6 separate regions of the Homo sapiens genome follow, and regions 1, 3, 4, 5 and 6 are each linked to region 2. Evidence: chromatin contacts called from ENCODE Hi-C or POLR2A ChIA-PET data. All regions are on one chromosome and are shown on one strand. The core of a region is the stretch at or near the end of the contact, and the rest is flanking DNA. Distances in the headings are between cores, read along the strand shown. Region 1 holds the start of NDUFA6 (NADH:ubiquinone oxidoreductase subunit A6). Region 2 has its middle 22 kb from the start of SNU13. Region 3 overlaps CHADL (chondroadherin like). Region 4 has its middle 20 kb from the start of TEF. Region 5 holds the start of WBP2NL (WBP2 N-terminal like). Region 6 overlaps NDUFA6-DT (NDUFA6 divergent transcript).

Evidence for each region. Hi-C counts contacts between places; a loop is a spot of excess contacts on that map. ChIA-PET counts read pairs that join two places held with the same protein, here RNA polymerase II (POLR2A). Pooled maps may share reads with other maps.
Region 1: a loop to region 2 is called in a map of B cell, with 10 times the contacts of the local background. The contact joins the promoter of NDUFA6 here to the enhancer-like site in region 2. A Hi-C loop is called at or near these places in 1 of 168 maps with a recorded cell type or tissue (B cell) and 6 of 50 pooled maps. POLR2A ChIA-PET finds 5 or more read pairs at or near these places in 2 of 52 experiments (activated CD4-positive, alpha-beta memory T cell and activated naive CD4-positive, alpha-beta T cell).
Region 3: a loop to region 2 is called in a pooled map, with 23 times the contacts of the local background. The contact joins two enhancer-like sites. A Hi-C loop is called at or near these places in 2 of 50 pooled maps. POLR2A ChIA-PET finds 5 or more read pairs at or near these places in 2 of 52 experiments (AG04450 and K562).
Region 4: a pooled map shows a loop between it and region 2 (5-fold over the local background). The contact joins two enhancer-like sites. A Hi-C loop is called at or near these places in 6 of 50 pooled maps. POLR2A ChIA-PET finds 5 or more read pairs at or near these places in 12 of 52 experiments (AG04449, CD4-positive, alpha-beta memory T cell, CD8-positive, alpha-beta memory T cell and 9 more).
Region 5: a loop to region 2 is called in a pooled map, with 6 times the contacts of the local background. The contact joins the promoter of WBP2NL here to the enhancer-like site in region 2. A Hi-C loop is called at or near these places in 5 of 50 pooled maps. POLR2A ChIA-PET finds 5 or more read pairs at or near these places in 2 of 52 experiments (GM10248 and HEK293).
Region 6: a pooled map shows a loop between it and region 2 (2.4-fold over the local background). The contact joins two enhancer-like sites. A Hi-C loop is called at or near these places in 1 of 50 pooled maps. POLR2A ChIA-PET finds 5 or more read pairs at or near these places in 3 of 52 experiments (B cell, activated CD4-positive, alpha-beta T cell and activated naive CD4-positive, alpha-beta T cell).

The regions. Positions count from the first base shown.
Region 1 is chr22:42,089,437-42,093,183 of GRCh38, reverse strand. NDUFA6 (NADH:ubiquinone oxidoreductase subunit A6) reads left to right here and starts at 2,412. Exons shown (of 3, transcript NM_002490.6): 1 at 2,412-2,578. The coding sequence starts at 2,440. NDUFA6-DT (NDUFA6 divergent transcript) reads right to left here and starts at 2,251. Exons shown (of 5, transcript NR_034118.2): 1 at 2,003-2,251; 2 at 1,584-1,887; 3 at 952-1,065.
Region 2 is chr22:41,665,315-41,669,036 of GRCh38, reverse strand. No RefSeq gene overlaps it. Among named protein-coding and RNA genes, the nearest start is that of SNU13, 22 kb to the left of the region's middle. Within about 2 kb of position 2,241, at least 39 of the 41 ENCODE cell types and tissues checked have a DNase peak (open chromatin) inside an H3K27ac peak, as active enhancers do; they include B cell, where a contact is called at or near this core.
Region 3 is chr22:41,235,743-41,239,294 of GRCh38, reverse strand. It overlaps CHADL (chondroadherin like), which reads left to right. Exons shown (of 6, transcript NM_138481.2): 3 at 410-2,119; 4 at 2,645-2,811. Among named protein-coding and RNA genes, the nearest start is that of CHADL, 3.4 kb to the left of the region's middle. RefSeq lists enhancers at 211-798, 799-1,387, 1,388-1,976, 1,977-2,565 and silencers at 1,074-1,453, 1,514-1,613. Within about 2 kb of position 2,119, at least 16 of the 41 ENCODE cell types and tissues checked have a DNase peak (open chromatin) inside an H3K27ac peak, as active enhancers do.
Region 4 is chr22:41,400,505-41,403,852 of GRCh38, reverse strand. No RefSeq gene overlaps it. Among named protein-coding and RNA genes, the nearest start is that of TEF, 20 kb to the right of the region's middle. RefSeq lists a cis regulatory region at 1,306-1,319 and an enhancer at 1,241-1,385. Within about 2 kb of position 1,677, at least 26 of the 41 ENCODE cell types and tissues checked have a DNase peak (open chromatin) inside an H3K27ac peak, as active enhancers do.
Region 5 is chr22:41,997,320-42,000,831 of GRCh38, reverse strand. WBP2NL (WBP2 N-terminal like) reads right to left here and starts at 2,044. Exons shown (of 6, transcript NM_152613.3): 1 at 1,952-2,044. The coding sequence starts at 2,013. It overlaps SEPTIN3 (septin 3), which reads right to left. Exons shown (of 12, transcript NM_001363845.2): 12 at 2,611-3,512. It also overlaps the pseudogene SLC25A5P1. RefSeq lists enhancers at 1-128, 1,463-1,977, 1,978-2,494 and a silencer at 2,092-2,151.
Region 6 is chr22:42,118,240-42,121,759 of GRCh38, reverse strand. The region is part of intron 3 of NDUFA6-DT (NDUFA6 divergent transcript); the gene reads right to left. Among named protein-coding and RNA genes, the nearest start is that of CYP2D6, 11 kb to the left of the region's middle. Within about 2 kb of position 1,504, at least 6 of the 41 ENCODE cell types and tissues checked have a DNase peak (open chromatin) inside an H3K27ac peak, as active enhancers do.

The DNA of each region.
Region 1 (3,747 bases), core at 1,163-3,662, 420 kb before region 2:
TTCTGATGGGAGTATGTTTAGTTTTGTCAGAAAGCCAAACTGTCTTCCAAAGCTGCTGTACCATTTTGCGTTCCTACCAGTAAGGAGAGTTCCTGTTGCTTCACATCCTCACCAGCATTTGGTGTTGTCTCCCTTGCCCATTTCTAAACTTGGCTATTTGTCTTTTCATTACTGAGTTGTAAGAATTTTATGTATCCTAGATACAAGTCCCTTATGGAACATGTGATTTGCAAAAATTTTCTCCCAGTTTGTGGGTTGTTTAGAGGTCTTTTTTTTCTTTTCCTTTTGAGACAGGGTCTCACTCTGTCGCCCAGACTGGAGTCCAGCGGCGCAATCTTGGCTCACCGCAACCTCCACCTCGCGGGCTCAAGCGATCCTCCTGCCTCAGCCTCCCGAGTAGCTGAGATTACAGGTGCCCACCACCATGCCGGCTAATTTTTGTATTTTTAGTAGAGACGGGGGTTTCACCATGTTGGCCAGGCTGGTCTCGAACTCCTGACATCAGGTGATACACCTGCCTTGGCCTCCCAAAGTGTTGGGATTACAGGAGTGAGCCACTGCGCCCCATTTTTTTTTTGAATGTTGAACACAATGAATTTATCATGATAGTGGGTACTTCTGAAGGAGGCAGGGGTATACACAAGGTTAGAATCATACAGGTAGATATCATGGTATAGGTGCTGCGAGAGTCAGAAAACTGACTCTGGCACCAGCTGCCTGGGCTTCAACCCCAATGCTGTAAAGTAACTTAGTCTCTTTGTGCCTCAGTTTTCTCATCTATAAAATGAGTATATCAGCCGGGGGCAGTGGCTCACACCTGTAATCCCAGCACTTTGGGAGGCTGAGGTGGGTGGATCACCTGAAGTCAGGAGTTTGAGACCAGCCTGGCCAACATAGCAAAACCCCGTCTCTACTAAAATACAAGCATTAGCCATGCATGGTGGTGCGCACCTGTAATCCCAGCGATTCGGAAAGCTGAGGCAGGAGAATGGCTTGAACATGAGAGGCGGAGGTTGCAGTGAGCCGAGATTGCACCATTGCAGTCCAGCCTAGGTGAGTCTCACTCTGTCTCAAAAAAAAAAAAAAAAAAGGGTATATCAACACAATCTCACTGGTGTGTTGTGAAGCCTAGCCAAGTTAATGTACCTAGAGAACTAGAGAACAGTGGCTACTAAGGACATCTAAGGACACTTTATACAAACCTTAACTGTGTTACAACTTCTTAAGTCAGTACTGAGGTTCAAAAGCTTCCATTTTATTATTATGCTTTATAATTTATATATGTTACGTGCTTTCTTTTGTATAGCTCACTTGAATATATATATACATTTTAGAAGATAATAAGGAAGAAAAAAAGTATATCTGGTTTTTTAACCCTTCGAAATGGGAAAGTTTGGAGTAGATGCTCAGCCCCGGCCCCTGGCCCTTCCCCAATACTCACAGGCTCCTGTCAACTACACCTTCAGAAAAAGACGGAGCCTCTTAGGCAGCAGTCAGGCAGGTGGGGGCGATCTGTCAGGTGACCTAGACTCTGGGCCATCTCAGTTTCCTCACCTGTAAAATGGGGATGCTGAGGTACCTACCTGACCTATGAGAGCGGAGAACACTGAGATATCTTGCCCATGGCCTGCCCTGTGGTTAGCTGTCGTTTTTTCCTTGACACTTGTAGGCTCCTCTTCATGTTTACATAACCTCAGTGGGAAAACGCCAGCGAAGAGAGACACTCAGAATGGACGATCTAAAGTTCCTTCCAGCTTCCAAATTCTGGGCTGGTTTTCAGAGATCCAGGGCTCGGGATGCGAATGTCCCTGTCTACGATGGGGCTGCCGTTACAGCCTTCCTCCCGGGGCTCTGGAGACGCGCCAGCTCTTTGACACCTCTCCTGCGCTAAGGAAGAGTTGGTTTACAGAAAAGTAAGTATATCCTGGCCCTGCAGAAAGCCGCCAGGCGGCAGGACAAGCCCCACCGCAGCCCAGGCGCCATTATCTGCCTCAGCAGTTACCTCGGGGTCCCGCCACGAGGAGGTTCTTCAAGGCCTGCGCGCCCACGGACACTACCAAGGAGCGCGGCGGGCAGCCGGATAGCAGGACGCTGAGGGAAACCCCGCAGTCGCTCGGCGTCCCCGGCGCCAGCTCACGACCCAGCGACCTCCTGCGGCCCGAGCGTCCCCTGGCGGCAACGCCGGCTCGTTAGAGCGAGCGACAGATGGTGTAGTCCAAAGGCCAAGCGGCGTTTCTGTAGATGAGCATGCGCAGCACCCACCGTTCGCTCAGCCAGAGAGAGGCTTCCCAGCCAATCCGAGAGCCTCAGAGTCATCCTCCCGCCCACCCAGCATACAGGCGGGGCGTTCCTCCTTAGCCAATGGGAAAAGACATTCGCCCGCGGTCCGCACGCGCTGCTTGCAAAGGGGTGGGGTTGTGGAGTGGATGCTTTGGCAAGATGGCGGGGAGCGGCGTCCGCCAAGCTACTTCTACCGCCAGCACCTTCGTGAAGCCCATTTTCAGTCGGGACATGAACGAGGCCAAGCGGAGGGTGCGCGAGCTCTACCGCGCCTGGTATCGGGAGGTGCCGAACACTGGTGAGAGGTAGCGGCTTACGTGGGGACCCGGAGGCCGCCGCTCAAGGTCGTAGCCGGCCCGGCCGGGGTTTCTCATGGGCCCAGCTGAGGTCACCAACTTGGGCAGAGGCGACTGCGGGTGCTTCAGGGGAAGAGGGTCACCCGAGCCTACCATGGGCCGGACCTGGCGGCGGCGCGGTGGTCAGACCGGCCGTGCCTAGCATTCGTACGTGCTATCGGAGCTTTGGTCTCTTTTGTCCTTCGCAATTGGCGGGAGGACGATGACTGTCAGTGACACACTCACTTTGTGGGTGAGGCAGCGGAGGCACCGAGAGGTGAAGTGATGTGCCCAGGGCCCAGGCCGAGCCACTGTTGTACCCAGAACCCAAAGTCTAGAGTTGCAGAGTGTAATTATAGATGCCCGTTGGATTTTTTTGTTTGTGACAGAGTCTCGCTGTGTCGCTCAGGCTGGAGTGCAGTGGTGCGATCTCGGCTCACTGCAAGCTCCGCCTCCCGGATTCACGTCATTCTCCTGCCTCAGCCTCAGCCTCCCGAATAGCTGGGATTACAGGCGCCCGCCACCACGCCGGCCATTTTTTTTTGTATTTTTAGTAGAGACGGGATTTCACCGTGTTAGCCAGAATGGTCTCGATCTCCTGACCTCGTGATCCGCCCGTCTCGGCCTCCCAAAGTGCGAGAAAGAGGTGTTTTTGAGTGAGCTGGAGCACGGTGCCACTCCTCAGGGCTGTCGAGTCCCTGCTTGTGTGTGTGAAAAGGCGGTAGAATGTGGTGGTTAGGAGCACGGACTTTTCTTCAGGCGCTGCCCTCAACTAGCTGTGTGACCTTGGGCCAGTTATTTCATCTATTCCTCAGTTTCTTCATCTTTAAAATGGGAATAATAATTCCTTCTTCAGAAGGTTACTGTATTAAGTTAAAATATCTAGAGTGCTTAGAACAGGACTTGATGCATATTTAACTCATTAAATATTAGCTGCTGCCGTTGTTTTTGTTGTTATTTTTGTTATTTATAGGGCTTTCCTTAGCAGCAGCTTCCAAGCAGAACCCGGTTCTTTGACATATGAGAACTGTGTCTGCTCCACAGAGTCCCTGTCTTCAAGCTGACTTTTGGAAAAATTGCTACTGACCAGAACTTAAACCCACGCGATACTAGAGAAGGAGAAACTTGAGTG
Region 2 (3,722 bases), core at 992-3,491:
AAAATACAAAATTAGCTAGGCATGGTGGCACACACCTGTAATTGCAGCTACTCGGGAGGCTGAGGCAGGAGAATTGCTTGAACCCAGGAGGCGGAGGTTGCAGTGAGCTGAGATCACGCCATTATTGCACTCCAGCCTGCGCAACAAGAGTGAAACTCCGTCTCAAAAACAAAAAAAAAAAAAAAAAAAGGTCATGTTTCCACCAGACGCGGTGGCTAATGCCTGTAATCCCACCCAGCACTTTGGGAAGCCAAGGCAGGTGGATCACCTGAGGTTAGGAGTTTGAGACCAGCCTGGCCAACATGGTGAAACCCCATCTCTACTAAATACAAAATTACTACTACTACTACTAAATACAAAATCTCTACTAAAATACAAAAATTAGCCGGGCGTGGTGGCTCACGCCTGTAATCCCAGTACTTTGGGAGGCCAAGGCGGGTGGATCACGAGGTCAGGAGTTCGAGACCAGCCTGGCCAACAAAGGGAAACTCCGTCTTTACTAAAAATACAAAAATTAGGCATGGTGGGGGGCACCTGTAATCCCAGCTACTTGGGAGGCTGAGGCGGGAGAATCACTTGAACCCAGGAGGCAGAGGTTGCAGTGAGTCGAGATCATGCCACTGCACTCCAGCCTGGGCAAGAGAGCAAGACTCAGTCTCAAAAAACAAAAACAAAAATTAGCTGGGCGTGGTGATGCCTGTAACCCAGCTACTCGGGAGGCTGAGGCAGGAGAATTGCTTGAACCCGGGAGACAGAGTTTGCAGTGAGCCAAGATTGTGCCACTGCACTCCAGCCTGGGCGACAGAGCGAGACTGAGTCTCAAAAAAAATAAAAATAAATAAAAATAAAAGGACCAGGTGCGGTGGCTCACGCCTTTGATCCCAGCACTTTGGGAGGCCAAGGCAGGCAGATCATGAGGTCCAGAGTTGGAGATCAGCCTGGCCAACATGGTGAAACCCCTTCTCTACTAGGAATACAAAAATTGGCTGGGCATGGTGGCACATGCCTGTAATCCCAGCTACGTAGGAGACTGAGGCAGGAGAATCACTTGAACCCGGGAGGTGGAGGTTGCAGTGAGCTGAGATGGTGCCACTGCACTCCAGCCTGGGCGACAGAGCAAGACTCCATCTCAGAAAAAAAAAAAAAAAGAAAGAAATGGTCATGTTTGTCTTCTGGATCTTTGTAGTCATAAATAAATAAATAAACAAACAAACAAATAAATAAATAAATGGTCATGCTAAAATTGCAGGGTAGCGAGGAACACTAGAAGTGCTGGCATGGCCCACGAGCCGCCTGAGTCCTCAGAAGATAGAAGTCCACGTAGGATTTGCTTCCATACATGATGCAGAGAAGGTTGCATCAGGGTCCTTACAGTCAGGGGCAGTGTGGCTTAAACAAGAAAGGCTGAATACATAGCTCCCGTTCCAGTAAAACCTGGGTGTGTTTCCTCTCCTAATACGGATGCTAATGAGGATGGAATTTCTGGATAGTCGGCAGGGAGAGGAAGTGGATGACTAATCTCCCTCAGAGCTCGTGGTCCTGCCCTGCCTTTCTTCTGTTTTTTTTGTTTACTTTTTTGTTTTGTTTTGTTTTGAGGTTGGAGTGCATTGGCGCGATCTCTGCTCACTGCAACTTCCGCCGCCCGGGTTCAAGCGATTTTCCTGCCTCACCCTCCCGAGTAGCTGGTATGATAGGCGCCTGCCACCACGCCCGGCTAATTTTTGTATTTTTGGTAGAGACGGGGTTTCACCGTGTTAGCCAGGATGGTCTCGAACTCCTGACCTCAGGTGATCACCCCCACCTCAGCTTCCCAAACTGCTAAGATTACAGGCGTGAGCCACCGCGCCCGGCCTCTTCTGGTTTTCAACAAGACATTAAAACAAGACATTACAGAAGGGGAAAGGCTGAGAGGTAAAAGGCTCATCTTCCCAAGTAACCGCAGTTTTCGTTGAGTGTCATTCCAGACGTTCCCTCTGCACCTGGCCTAGAAGTAAACAGACATATGTGCATCCGTGTGTTTGTTTCAGTTTTGGCCAAACGGATTCGTGTTCTCGAGCTGCTGCGGCGGCCACAAGGAACCCGGATGCCGCTGAGCTTAGCCCGCCAGACTCTCCGGCTTATGGCTCCCAGGCCCAGGCACCCGGCCTGCCTCGTCCGTGGCGCGCATGCGCAGGCCCAGATCGGCGCTCCGCGCCGGCTGTGTCGCCACCTGGCGGATGGAAGCGCGATGGCCGCGGTAGAAGTCAAGCGCCAGAGGGCACTCCATGCGGATACCCAAATCTGAGGTTGCCCAAGTCCCTGATGTAACATGGCGCAGTATTTGCATATGAACTACGCACGGCCTCCCGGATACTTTAAATTATACTCTAGATAATTTACGATACCTAATAAAATGTAAATGCTATGTCAATAATTGTCATACTGTATTATTTATGGAATAATGACAATTTTGTTGTTGTTGAGACAGAGTCTCGCTCTGTCGCCCAGGCTGAAGTGCAGTGGCGTGATCTCGGCTCACTGCAACCTCCTTCTTCCGGGTTCAAGTGATTCTCCTGCCTCAGCCTCTCGAGTAGCTGGGATTACAGGTTCCCACCACCACACCCGGCTAATTTTTTTATTTTTAGTAGTAGAGATGGGGTTTCACCACGTTGGCCAGGCTGCTCTCGAACTCCTGACCTCAGGTGATCCGCCCTCCTCGGCCTCCCAAAGTGCTGGAATTACAGGCGTGAGCCACCGCGCCCGGCGGGCTAATGACAAAATTTAAAGTCTGGCCCGGCGCGGTGGCTCACACCTGTAATCCCAGCATTGTGGGAGGCCTGGCCGGGTGGATCACCTAAGGTCAGGAGTTTGAGAGCAGCCTGGCCAACATGGTGAAACCTCGTCTCTACTAAAAGTAAAAAATTAGCCAGGTGCGGTGTTGTGCGCCTGTAATCCCAGCTACTCGGGAGGCTGAGGCAGGAGAATCGCATGAACCCAGGAGGCAGATGTTGCAGGGAGCCAAGATCGCGCCACTGCACTCCAGCCTGGGCGACAAGAGCAAGAGTACAGACGCAGCCATCGATTTTTTCCCCAAGTTTTATTTATTTATTTATTTATTTATTTTGAGGCAGAGTCTCGCTCTGTTGCCCAGGCTGGAGTGCAGTGGCGCGATCTCGGCTCACTACAACCTCTGCTTCCCAGATTCAAGCGAGTCTCCTGCCTCAGCCTTCCGAGTAGCTGGGATTACAGGTGCACGCCATCATGCCCGGCTAATTTTTTGTATTTTTAGTAGAGATGGGGTTTCACCATGCTGGCCAGGCTGGTCTCGAACTCCTGACCTCGTTATCCGCCTGCCTGGGCCTCCTAGTGTTAGGATTTCAGGCGTGAGCCAGCACGCCTGGCCCCCAAATATTTTTGATCCATGTAGGTTGAATCCATCGATGTGGAGCCTGCGGATGCAGAGGGCCAACTGTATCTATTGAGTGCCATGTTCTTTTACGTATTTTCTCATTTTCACCATGTGACGTTATTATAAGAATGTGGAAGCTAAGGCTCAAAATGCCTCATAAACTGCCCAAGGTCACTTGTATATATGATGGCACTAAGATGTAAATTTGCTAAATCAGCCTCGTGAGCTTCCAAAGGCCTAACCAATTCCACTGGAACATGGTATTTCTTCTCTCCTGGGTGGGGGACTCAGCAGGCAGAGAAGGCATCATTGATTTACAGAGAAATATCACTCT
Region 3 (3,552 bases), core at 870-3,369, 430 kb after region 2:
TCTGTAAAATGGGAATAATAAAAACCAGTAACAGGGAGATGATCTATTTAAAATCCTTACTGTGTGAATGGAATAAGTAGGTGACCCATAGATCGATACTGAATTCACTGCAGACCCTGTGGTGGAGAGGCGGGCTGTGGCAGGGTGAGGTGTGGTCTCTGCTCTGCAGAGTCATCAGCTAGTGGAGGAGAGAGAGCGAGGAGGCAGGGACAGCACAGTGTGAAAAATGCCACAGTGGGTGATGCCCAGGGCACTGGAGAGGAAGGCTTCCTGGAGGAGGTGTCAGGGGTCGGATGAAGAGAAATATGGGAAAGGTGACAGGAGAAAAGAGTGTTCCGGGGAAGAAGCAGCACTTGCAAAGGCGGGGTCCCTGCCTGGCTCAGCCCCACTTTCTCCTCGCTGTCCCCAGCTGACCCAGCGGCTGGACCTGCAGGGCAATTTGCTGAAGGTGATCCCCGCAGCCGCCTTCCAGGGCGTGCCTCACCTCACACACCTGGACCTGCGCCACTGCGAGGTGGAGCTGGTGGCCGAGGGCGCCTTCCGTGGCCTGGGCCGCCTGCTCCTGCTCAACCTGGCCTCCAACCACCTGCGTGAGCTGCCCCAGGAGGCGCTGGACGGGCTGGGCTCGTTGCGGCGGCTGGAGCTGGAGGGGAACGCACTGGAGGAGCTGCGGCCGGGGACGTTCGGGGCACTGGGTGCGCTGGCCACGCTAAACCTGGCCCACAACGCCCTGGTTTACCTGCCCGCCATGGCCTTCCAGGGGCTACTGCGCGTCCGCTGGCTGCGGCTGTCGCACAACGCGCTCAGCGTGCTGGCCCCCGAGGCCCTGGCTGGCCTGCCCGCCCTGAGACGGCTCAGCCTACACCACAACGAGCTCCAGGCTCTGCCCGGGCCTGTCTTGTCCCAGGCCCGCGGCCTGGCCCGTCTGGAGCTGGGCCACAACCCGCTCACCTACGCGGGCGAGGAGGACGGGCTGGCGCTGCCCGGCCTGCGGGAGCTGCTGCTGGACGGCGGGGCCCTGCAGGCCCTGGGTCCCAGGGCCTTCGCACACTGTCCGCGCCTGCACACCCTCGACCTCCGCGGGAACCAGCTAGACACCCTGCCCCCGCTGCAGGGCCCGGGCCAGCTGCGCCGGCTGCGGCTGCAGGGGAATCCGCTGTGGTGCGGCTGCCAGGCGCGGCCCCTACTCGAGTGGCTGGCGCGGGCGCGCGTGCGCTCGGACGGCGCGTGCCAGGGGCCGCGGCGCCTGCGGGGCGAGGCTCTGGACGCCCTGCGGCCCTGGGACCTGCGCTGCCCTGGGGACGCGGCGCAGGAAGAGGAAGAGCTGGAAGAGCGGGCTGTGGCCGGGCCCCGCGCCCCTCCGCGCGGCCCTCCGCGCGGCCCCGGGGAGGAGCGGGCAGTCGCGCCTTGCCCTCGCGCCTGCGTGTGCGTCCCCGAGTCCCGGCACAGCAGCTGCGAGGGCTGCGGCCTGCAGGCGGTGCCCCGCGGCTTCCCCAGCGACACCCAGCTCCTGGACCTGAGGCGGAACCACTTCCCCTCGGTGCCCCGAGCGGCCTTCCCCGGCCTGGGCCACCTGGTGTCGCTGCACCTGCAGCACTGCGGCATCGCGGAGCTGGAAGCGGGCGCCCTGGCCGGGCTGGGCCGCCTGATCTACCTGTACCTCTCCGACAACCAGCTCGCAGGCCTCAGCGCTGCTGCCCTTGAAGGGGCTCCCCGCCTCGGCTACCTGTACCTAGAACGCAACCGTTTCCTGCAGGTGCCAGGGGCTGCCCTGCGCGCCCTGCCCAGCCTCTTCTCCCTGCACCTGCAGGACAACGCTGTGGACCGCCTGGCACCTGGGGACCTGGGGAGAACACGGGCCTTGCGCTGGGTCTACCTGAGTGGAAACCGCATCACCGAAGTGTCCCTTGGGGCGCTGGGCCCAGCTCGGGAGCTGGAGAAGCTGCACCTGGACAGGAATCAGCTGCGAGAGGTGCCCACTGGGGCCTTGGAGGGGCTGCCTGCCCTCCTGGAGCTGCAGCTCTCGGGCAACCCACTCAGGGCCTTGCGTGACGGAGCCTTCCAGCCTGTGGGCAGGTCGCTGCAGCACCTCTTCCTGAACAGCAGTGGCCTGGAGCAGGTGGGCACTGGGCATCTGGCGGGGTTGGTGCAGGAGGCGGCACAAGGCCACAGGCAGCGTGCATTCACTCAACAAGCATTTGCCAGCCCCTTGGTGCCAGGTCTCAGCCTGGGCACGGGGACCCTGAGATAAACCAGGACTGCCCCTACCGGTGTGAGTGACAGTCCGGGCAGAACCCAGGCCACACACGGTGCCTGCACAGGACGGTATTGCTGGAGCATAGAGGAGGGAGGAATTTGGGACCATGCAGTCATCTACTGTTTGTACATATTGAGAGCCCCCAAGAGGTTTTGCCATTATTGGGTGGTGGGGTGGACCATGAACTGGGCATCTGGGTGACTTGGACGGAGCAAGTGTTTTGACATCAGACCAGCCTGGGTTTTGACCCAGCGCTGCACTTCCTGGCTGGACCAGCTTGGGCTCTCCAGCTTCTCTTCTGCTGAGGGAAGATGGGGCTCCCTTCCAGACTTGGGGGTGGGACAGCTCTGCCAGGAGCTCACATTGGGGCCTGGCAACTCCTTGCAGATTTGTCCTGGGGCCTTTTCAGGCCTGGGGCCCGGGCTCCAGAGCCTGCACCTGCAGAAGAACCAGCTTCGGGCCCTGCCTGCCCTGCCCAGTCTCAGCCAGCTGGAGCTCATCGACCTCAGCAGCAATCCCTTCCACTGTGACTGCCAGCTGCTTCCGCTGCACAGGTGGGCACCCCCACCTAGACCTCCAGCCAAAGACCACCCAGCCACTCTCAGTCAAGCCCCTGTCATCTCCCCAGGCACACCATGTCCATGCCCATCCGAGCAGCTTGTGGGGAGGGGCGGGTCCTGTGAGAGCCAGGCATGTATAAGCCCTTTCCAGGGTTAGTTACCCTTCCTGGGGATGTTGAGGGTGGACTTCTCTGAGCCTTGATTTCATCATCCATAAAGTGGGCATGGTATCTGCTCTGCCTAGCGGGCTGGGACCTAATAGGTAGGCGAGACCACTTTACATAATTACATGAGAAAGTCACAAGAGGTCGGGGATGGTGGCTCGCGCCTATAATCCCAGCACTTTGGGAGGCCAATGCAGGCTGATCACCTGAGGTCAGGAGTTTGAGAGTAGCCTGGCCAGCATGGTGAAACTCTGCCTCTACTAAAAATACAAAAATTAGCTGGGCGTGGTAGTGGGTGCCTGTAATCCCAGCTACTTGGGAGGCTGAGGCAGGAGAATTGCTTGAACCTGGGAGGCAGAGGTTGCTGTGAGCTGAGATCGCGCCACTTCACTCCAGCCTGGGCGACAGAGTGAGACTCCATCTCAAAAAAAAATAAAAAGTCACAAGAAGCCTGGAGTCCTGCAGACCTGGGCTCCAGTCCTGGCTCTGGTATTTTACCAACTAACTCTGCAAGCCGCGTAACCTTTCCTGCCCATCTGTAAAAAGGGGGGATGTAGTATCTAACCTCATG
Region 4 (3,348 bases), core at 428-2,927, 260 kb after region 2:
GCGAGGCTGAGGAGATGTGGGGGCACGCACTCCAGGCAGAAGGAACAGCAAGTGCAATGGCTCTGAAACAGGAAGGAGTTGGGAAGACCCAGGAGGAGCAAATGGGTTAAAGAACTAGACTTGGGTGCCAAGGATGGAGAGGAAGAAAGGCAAGGCTCGGTGGTTCACATCTGTAATCTCAGCACTTTGGGAGGCCAAGGTGAAAGGATCACTTGAGGCCAAGAGTTTGAGGCCAGCCTGGGCAATACAGTTAAGACCCTGTCTCTACAGGAAATTTTTTTTTTTTTTGAGACAGAGTTTCGCTCGTCACCCAGGCTGGAGTGCAATGGCATGATCTTGGCTCACTGCAACTTCCGCCTCCTGGGATCAAGCAATTCTTCAGCCTCAGCCTCCTGTGTAGCTGGGATTACAGGTGCCCGCCACCATGCCCAGCTAATTTTTGTATTTTTGTAGAGACAGGGTTTCACCATGTTGGCAAGGCTGGTCTCGAACTCCTTAACTCAGATGATCTGCCTGCCTTGGCCTCCCAAAGTGCTGGGATTACAGGCATGAGCCACTGCATCCAGCCCCATTTTGTGCTGGTATGAATAGAGATTTATTTCTGACAGCTCGGGAAGCCGGGAAGCCCAAGATCGAGGGCTGCATCTGGTGAGGGCCCTCTTGCTGTGTCATAACGTGGCAGAAGGCATCCCATGGTGAGAGGGAGCAAGAGCTCCAACGTGCAGCTTCAAGCTCTTTGTTTTTAAGATGGAGTTTCGCTCTTCTTGGCCAGGCTGAAGTGCAATGGCCCGATCTCGGCTCACCACAACCTCTGCCTCTCGGGTTTAAGCAATTCTCCTGCCTCAGCCTCCCAAGCAGCTGGGATTACAGGCGTGCGCCACCACGCTCAGCTAATTTTTGTCTTTTTAGTAGAGACGGGCTTTCTCCATGTTGGTCAGGCTGGTCTTGAACTCCCAACCTCAGGTGATCTGCCCGCCTTAGCCTCCCAAAGTGCTGGGATGACAGGCATGAGCCACCGCACCCAGCCACCTCAAGCTCTTTTATATCCATTCGTGAGGGTGGAGGCCTTACGATGTAAACACCTTCCATTAAGACCCACCTCCCAACACTATTGCATTAGGGATTAAGTTTCCAACCCATATATTCTGGGGAGACATTCAAACCATAGCACCGTCCTGCGTGCTGTACGCTGGGAAGACATAAGAACAGTGAGGAATGGTGCACCGGGCCTTGTGCCTTAAGAGGGAGGGCCAGCTGGAGGCAACACACTGAGGCCCTTGTCCTGTCCCCTCTACCTCTGATCCTTGACCTTTGCCCCGTCCCCTCTACCTCCCTGTAGTCTGGACTTCCTGGAGTCAGCCTGAAATCCAGACCTGAGTGGACGCCCACTACTCTGTTTGGAGAAACCTATGGGACAGCTAGGCAGTGGCTTGCTGTGTGCCTAGCTCCTGATGACAGAGCTGCAGCTTAAAATAAAAGCCTCCTGCTCAGCACTTACTTAATCCTGAGGGGACCGGGCATCAGGACGCATGGTTGCGAGGATTTGCTTAAGTGAGAGGCTGATGAAAGCTCCCTGAGGGCTGGCTGGGGGGTTGGGGCACCCATCTTAAAACCTGTTTCTGATTTCCTTTGCTGCTCACCCCTATCTCTGGCTGGCAGCTTTCCCGGATTAGCTGCTGACGTCAGGAGCTGCCAGCTGGGCCAGCCTGGCACAGCCACGGGGCAGTGTGTGAAGGGCTGTCTGGTAATAGGGTGCAGTAAAGGAAGGGGGCATGTGTCCAGCTTCGGAATTTGTCCTTGAAGGAGCTGGGGTGGAGGGGAAGGAGAAGGGTCGAGATGTGCTGTCAGGCACGCACATGTGACCTGTGTAGCGCATCCTTGTTGGACAGAGAGAGAAACAGCTCAGGGAAATGGATAAGTTGTCCAAGACCACACAGCTGGTCTGACCCTGGCTGCATCCCACACCAGCTGGTAGACAACCCGCGATGGGCAGCAGCTGCTGGGACTGGAGGTGATGGTCTCCATGTAGGTCCGTACCTTCCTCTCTGTCACCATAATGGCAGCTGCTGAGTGGTGTTTGCCCTGCTCCAGGTGTCTTCGTGGGACAACTGTCTTATGAAGCTGGTGTTCGTTTTTGCTTTTGTTTTTTTTTTTTTGAGATGGAGTTTCGCCTTGTTGCCCAAGCTGGAGTGCAATGGCACTATCTCGGCTCACCGCAACCTCTGCCTCCTGGGTTCAAGTGATTCTCCTGCCTCAGCCTCCTGAGTAGCTGGGATTACAGGCATGTGCCACCATGCCTGGCTAATTTTGTATTTTTAGTAGACAGGGTTTCTCCATGTTGGTCAGGCTGGTCTCGAACTCCTGACTTCATGATCCACCTGCCTCGGCCTCCCAAAGTGCTGGGATTACAGGCGTAAGCCACCGCCCGGCCGCTGGTGTTCCATTCTACAGGTGAGAAACTGGAAGCCCAGAGAAGGGAAGTGACTTGCCCACGATCATACCCCAAATTGGTGATGGAGGCAGGGTTTGATCCTAGGACCGTCGGAGTCCAAAGCCAGTGCTCTGCCATACATACAGAGATTTCACAGCTTTGACATGTTTCAAGCCCATGCCCCTGTGCTTGCCGTGGCTGCACAGATCTCCGCTTTGAGAGAGCGCATTTGCATGCAGAGTAGAAAATACAGAGGGGGCCAGGCGCGGTGGCTCACACCTGTAATCCCAGCACTTTGGGAGGCCAAGGTGGGTGGATCACTTGAGGTCAGGAGTTCAAGACCAGCCTGGCCAGGCTGGGCACGCTGGCTCACGCCTGTAATCCCAGCACTTTGGGAGGCCGAGGTGGGACGATCACAAGGTCAGGAGATTGAGATCATCCTGGATGATACGGTGAAACCCCGTCTCTACTAAAAAATCAAAAAAAAAAAAAGTTAACTGGGCTTGGTGGCAGGCACCTGTAGTCCCAGCTACTTGGGGGAGGCTGAGGCAGGAGAATGGCGTGAACCCGGGAGGTGGAGCTTGCAGTGAGCCGAGATCACACCACTGCACTCCAGCCTGGGTGACTGAGCGATAGTCTCAAAAATAAATAAATAAAAATAAAAATATATATATAAAAGAAATATTTGCAGGCTGGGCGTGGTAGCTCATGCCAGTAATCCCAACACTTTGGGAGGCCGGAGGTAGGCGGATTGCCTGAGTTCGGGAGGCCGAGGCGGGCAGATTGCCTGAGCTCAGGAGTTCGAGACCAGCCTGGCCAACATGGTGAAACCCTGTCTCTACTAAAAATACAAAAAATTGGCCGGGTGTAGCAGCATGCGCCTCTAGTCCCAGCTACTTGGGAGGCTGAGGTGGAGA
Region 5 (3,512 bases), core at 795-3,294, 330 kb before region 2:
TCCTGAGTAGCTGGGACTACAGACATCCGCCACCACTCCCGGCTGTTTTTTTTTTTTTTGTATTTTTAGTAGAGATGGGGTTTCAACATATTGGCCAGGCTGCTCCTGAACTCCCGATCTTGTGATCCACCCACCTGGGCCTCCCAAAGTGCTGGGATTACAGGCGTGGGCCACCGCGCCCGGCTATCTTGAGCATTCTTGACAGACTCCTCGCTGTCAATTTATCAGTGGCAACTATTCACTGGTTGGAAATGGGAAGCAATAATAGTCATCTGACCAGTTTTCTCTTAAAGCCATTTCTATGATGATGATGATGATGGGACTCAATTATGTTTTTTATTTCAGTCACTCCTAATAAATAACAAATTTGGAGAAATAAAAATATCTTAAGAAAAGAAAAAAGAAAAGAAAAGAAAGGCTTCACACCATGGAATGACAAGTGCTCAAATGGCTCTCAGTAAGTGCTCACGGGGACACCACTGTCAGAGTGGTGAGCAATCATCTACCACAAAATGGAACAAAGCAGCAGAGGTACGTAGGAAGCAGGTGAGAACATACAACCTCTAAGGCCCATATAAATCTGTCAAGAAAACTTTCTGGAGGAAGGAAAGATAGAAGAAAGACCTGGATATCAGCATTTGGTAACGTCTACTTCGATCTTCCTGACAACTACATTCAAACTGACCTGAGTGTGCTGGCCCCAAGCACATCATCCAGCTTGAGTTTCAATGCTGGTTGGGAGAAAAGGAAATTGAGGGCAAGTCAGAGCCCAGAAAGGAGCGCAATTTAGAACTGCACAGCGGGGGAGACTGAGTTTGAGTGTAGGAAACGGGAAAGGGGGCGTGTGGGGTAAAGAGGTGAGCGCAGTGGAGTCAGGCCTTAGTGAACAAGTGTGCTTGAAGGTGGAGATGGGCACCCCTCTGGCTGAGTCTGCTCCAGTAGAGAGCTCAGGGGCCAGCAGCAGGCACCGCAAGGAGCAAAGCAACTGGTGTAAGCCCCACAGCTTCCTGCGACCAACAGTGCTTTGTTGTGCCCAGGCATCTGTTCAGTCCCATCTTTTATTTTAAGACAGGATCTGGCTCTGTTACCCAGGCTGGAGTGCAGTGGTACAATCTGAGCTCACTGCAGCCCAAACTCCTGGGTTCAAGCAATCCTCTTACCATCGCCTCCCAAGCAGCTGGGATTATGGGTGCACACCACCATGGCCCACTAATTTTCTACTTTTTGTAGAGATGGGGTCTCACTATGTTGCCCAGTCTTGTCTCAAACTCCTGGGCCACCTCAGCTTCCCAAACTGTTGGGATAAGAGGCATGAGCCACTGCACCTGGCCTCAATTTTTTCAATTTTGTTTTTAAAAGCAGACATCTCCCTGGTTGGAGCAAGGAGGAAACATGGCTTTAGAAAGTTTCCAGGTCCAAGGAGAAGCCCCACAACAGTTTGAGATCTTTCCAGAATGATCCACACTCGACCTCCTCATCCCTCTTACCAAAGAGCGACACCTTGTTCGTGGAAGTAGGAGGAGATACACACCCAGTACCTGTCCTCATCCAACAAAGTCGCAGGCACCCAAGGGCAGCCACGCTGCCACCGAAGGCCCCCGGCTGCTCACAACCGCCGGTCAGCTCCGGCCTCTCTTCGAAGGACACACGCGTCTCGCACCCCCTCCCCGCCCCGCCCTGAGGAGACATGCGTCTGGGCCCCGCGCCTTGAAAAGGCGCATTCCCACCCCCACCCCTCAAACGCGCGAGGCCACGCGTTCCGGCCTCCGCCACCTCCACATGCCGGAACACCAGTGAGGGGCGCGCGCTCCCAAAGGTCGGGGGCGGAGCTAAGAGCGCCGCGCCCAAAAAAGGCGGCAAAGTCCCTGACTCGCTGAGAGTTTGCGAGCCGCCATGTCTATCTCATTCGTCTCCTCTCCTCCGACAGCACGCCGTGCTTCCCCTCAGGCACCTTTCACCGTTAGGGATGAGGGCTCCGCGGCGGTTCTCGGTGTGGCTCTGATTCACCGCCATCTTGCTTCGGGCCTCCTGCCGCCCCGTAGATGGAAAGGGGCGGGACCTGCGCCGAGCTGTGGGGCGCGGTTCTGAAGGGGAGGGCGGAGATTATGACGTAAGGAGGAGGAGGAGGAGGAGCGAGACCGGGTCACGTGGTGGGGCAGTGCCCGGGGAGCGGGGCGGAGTCAGGGTAGAGGCCCCCGCCGAGAAAGGGGAGAAAGAGGCGGGCCCTGAGAATTGGCTCGAGCGCGAAGGGGTGAGTGATAGGTGAGTGGCCTCCCGACCTCACCTGCCCCCTTAGCCCCCTGCCTTTAGGTATGGACTTGGGTTGGTCCTGTCAGGAATGATCTCAGCTCACTGCACCTCCAACCTCCCATGCTCAAGCCATCTTCCCACCTCAACCTCCCATCCATTACTCACTTTGGTTATGAAACACTAGAAAATAATGACTGAGGCCCGACCTGACGCCAACTGAAGATGAACTGACCTCACAAAGTGTTTTCATCTCTAATATCTGTGGCTATTTCTTACCAAGAGAGTCTCACCCTCCACACATGGGTGAGATGACATAATGGCTGATTTGGTCAAGGAGCACAAATAAGACAGGCCAGGCAGTTACTGTTCAAACAGCAATGTTTAGTTGTACAACACATAAAGTCTAGCAACAATTACAGGACCAGTTTGAGTGTCTGTTTGCTTGTTTTCAATTGGGAAATTTAACTGTAATGTCACCGTAAGATTGGCTGGGACTGGTAACATTTAAGAAACGGGTTGTTCTTGCATCCCCTAGGCGTGGGCCTCTTGCTCCATCAGGACTTGGTTGTAGATGAATGGCCCACAAGTCACCAGCCTTTGAGCAAGTTGTGTCCAGGTGGAGACAGGAAGAGGGTGGGCAAAGGGGAATTCTATAAAGACACAGTGTGTGGGGCAGTGGCAGTCAACATTCGCAAACATTCATGCATCTGATGGGGGGCTTTGCCCTCCCTTGGGTATTTTCCATTAGCCTACAGTGACCACCTGTGGTCAGGCTAATTCATTACTCACATTAATGGGGAAGGGGGTTGGGGGTAGGAGTAGGTAGGGTAGGTGGGAAGAGATCCCTCTTATTGCTGAGTGGACAGAAGGGTGCTAGTTTTTCCTTAGCGTGTACATATTGTGGGTTTCTGGGGGTTTGTGTGTGTGTTTAGTTTTTGTTTGTTTGTTTGGACAGAAGAAAGTCAACTCCAGCAATGTCTTCTTAGGAAAACCACTCTTCCTCAGTGGCTGCGTTATGAGGTGGGGAGGATGTACAACCGCACTCTGGGACAGCCACAAGTGGTGATTTTTTAAAAAGTGATCCTAGCCCTTGCTCCCCAACATCTGTAGTGACCCACCCTCATGAATATCTTTAAGTAATGAAGGAGACACCCTTGTCCCACTTTGGGGCTCACACAGCTGATCTCAATGAATCTAGTAAGCAGAAAAATTGCTTTCTTGACCCTTTAAGGAAGCCAAGAGTAGCTCATGCAGATGAATGG
Region 6 (3,520 bases), core at 255-2,754, 450 kb before region 2:
TGCTCAAGTAAGTGACTCTCTTACCTCAGCCTCCTTAGTAGCTGGGATCACAGGGCACCACCACACTCAGCTAATTTTTTTTTTTAAATAGACAGTGTCTCCCAATGTTGTCCAGGCTGGTCTCGAAGTCCTGGACTCAAGCGATCCTCCCATGTTGACCTCTCAAGTAGTTGGGATTACAGTCATGAGCCACTGTGCCTGACCTAGCTAATTTTTTTCTGATTTATTTATTTATTTTTTGTACAGAGTCTCACTATGTTGACCAGGCTGGCCTGGAACTTCTGAGCTCAAGTGATCCTCCTGCCTTCGCCTCCCAAAGTGCAGAGATTATAGGTGTAAACTATCACGCCTGGCCTGTTTACATAGTTTAATAATGTAAATCTTCAATACCGATCTAATAAAAATTGAAATATGCCTTTTAGAATGGCTTTCAAAGATAACAAATGCTGGAGAGGATGTAGAACAACTGGAACCTCTCGGTTATTGCTGGTGAGACAGCCGCTTTGAAAAAGTTTGAGTTTCTTACAAAATTAAACTTACACTTACACTTACCATATGACCCAAAAATTCCACTGCTTGCTCTTTACTCAAGTATAAGGAAAATCTATGTACACACAAAACTTGTACGTGAATATTTATTAATAGTCATTTTATGCCCCAAACTAGAAATAGTCCAAATGTTCTGGAACATCCATACAACGGACCACCACTCAATAAAAGGAACAAACTACGGATACACGTGACTAGATGAATCTCAAATGCTTTGTGCTAAGTAAAATAAACCAGACTGAAAAGGCTACCATACGTTTCCATTTATATGACAATCTTGCAAAGTCAAAACCACAGGAACAGGAAACTGTTCACTGATTGCCAGGGTGTGGGAGTAGGAGGAAGGGCTGACTACAGGTGACTATGGAGGATTTTTTTTTTTCTGAGACGGAGTCTCTGTCGCCCAGGCTGGAGTGTACTGGCACGATCTCGGCTCACTGCAACATCCACCTCCTGGGTTTAAGGTATTTTTAGTAGAGACGGGGTTTCACTATGTTGGCCAGGCTGGTCTCAAACTCCTGACCTCAGGTGATCCACCCGCTTCGGCCTCCCAAAGTGCTGGGATTATAGGCGTGAGCCACCGAGGCCAGCCACTTTTTTTTTTTTTTAAAGACAGAGTCTTGCTGTGTCACTCAGGCTGGAGTGCAGTGGCGTGATCCCAGCTCACTGCAGCCTTAACATCCTGCACTCAAGTGATCCTTCTACCTCAGCTTCCTGAGTAGCTGGGACCACAGGCACACCTCACCACACCCAGCTAATTTTTAATTTTTTTGTAGAGACAGGGTCTATGTTGCCCAGGCTGGTCTTGAACTCCTGGGCTCCACCAATCCTGCCTTGCCCTCCTCACAGTGCCCGGCCCTTAGATTCTCTCTTTAACCTCTAACTCCACCCCGTCTTCCTCACTTTCAGCAGAGAGCATAGGCACCATCAGATGGGCATTTCCTCAACTTGCTGCCACCAAACCCATTCACTCACCGGCTTCTCATAGGCCATTTCCTCTTCCAGGGGATGAGGGGAGGAGGCTCCCCTCCCTCTCCAAAGCTAGCCCTACTCCTGTGCCCCATTTCATCTGGTCTTCTCACCTGGGCATTTGGAGATCTCGTCTCACCTCAATATTCTCCTTTTCCTTTTTTCTGGCTCCTTCCATCAGCATCTAAACACATTGCTGATCTCTTCTATTAAAAAGAAAAAAGCCCTTCTCCCTTGAACCCATATTCCTTCTCCAGCTAGCGTCCTGACCCCTACCCTTCACACCAGTCTCCTGAGAGCGGTGTTGGCAGGGGGGTGTGTTTACTGCTTTCTACCTCTCCCGCGCTCCACAACCCACTTCAACCTGCATCTGTCTCCATAAGCCTCTGAAACCCCTCTCACTGAGGTCACCAGTACGCTCCTAGTCACCAAACCCAGATGACTCTTTCCTTTTTTTCTTTTTTTTTTTTTTTTTGAGACGGAGTCTCGCTCTGTCGCCCAGGCTGGAGTGCAGTGGCGTGATCTCGGCTCACTGCAAGCTCCGCCTCCCGGGTTCACACCATTCTCTTGCTTCAGCCTCCCGAGTAGCTGAGACTACAGGCGGCCCGCCACGAGGCCCAGCTAATTTTTTTGTATTTACTAGCAGAGGCGGGGTTTCCCCATGTTAGCCAGGATGGTCCTGATCTCCTGACCTCGTGATCCGCCTGCCTCGGTCTTCCAAAGTGCTGGGATTACAGGCATGAGCCACTGCACCCGGCCCCAGCTGACCCTTTCTTTAACGACCTCGCCTTTTCTCTTGGCTGCTTGACCTCTCATGCTCTGGTTTTCCTCCTGCCTCCCACTCCTCTCTCTCTCTATCTCTCAGTCTCTATCTCTGTCTCTCTTTCTGTCTCTGCCTCTCTCAGTCTCTATTTCTGTCTCTGCCTCTCTCAGTCTCTATTTCTGTCTCTGCCTCTCTCTGTGTATCTCTATCTGTCTCTCTCTCTGTATCTCTGTCTCTCTCTGTATCTCTAGCTCTGTCTCTATCTCTGTCTCTGTCTCTGTCTATCTCTCTGTATCTCTAACTCTGTCTCTGTATCTGTTTCTGTCTCTCTATCTCTCTTTGTCTCTCTGTCTCTCTCTGCCTAAATCTCAGTGTCAAGTGTTGCTCCATGTCCTGCTGACGACAAAGACTCTGAACTTCCACCTCAGACACTCACTTCTAGGCCTTTGCATGTGCTGTTATCTACCTAGAATGTGTTTCTCCATGGCTTTCAGGAGGGCTCCCCTGACTACCTGAGTTCACGTGGGGTGGCCCTCCTCAGTGCTCTTAGGGTACTGTACTGTCCCCTGACTGAGGGACCACTTTAGGTCCGTCCACTGTCAAACCCCCAGTAGCTGCCCCTATGCGTGGGACACAGCAAGAGCTAAGTAACCAAATGAATGATTACATGGCTGTGGTTCATCCTAGTGCTTAAAGCCATGATCAGAGTTGAAAAGTTGCTGTATCTTATTCAGATTTCTACTAGCAACATATTCAATAGTAAGCTTTGTTAGTCATCTATAACCCGGTGTAAGTGAAGTTATCAGGTCTTTTTCTGGGAGGAGGTTTAGAGGAGGAAAGGAGAGAGAATGAGTCCTAAAGGAGAGAAGAGGAGTAGAAGGGGCATGTCAAGTAGAAAAGGATGTAGAAAAGGTAGGCTTGGGGTAAAAAGATAATTTTCACCTGCTTGGGTGGTTTATTGAGGGCAGCCTTTTAGGCCTGCTTACCAAAGAGGCCAGTCTTGATGACGCTAGAAATTTGCAGATAATCCTTTTACCATATCAGTGTCAGGCAGCTTATCCACCTCCTCTTGGGCTCTATGACCAAACCCAAGAAGAGCACTGAGGCCCAGCTAAGTCTGGGAGTTCAGTGCACAGGCCCCCCCTTTCGCACAGAGAGTGGTGTCTATGTGTGACATCGTGTCTTAGGGGGGCTTTATGACAGGACAACCTCTTCAACCTTGGCCAGAACAGCTTGTCA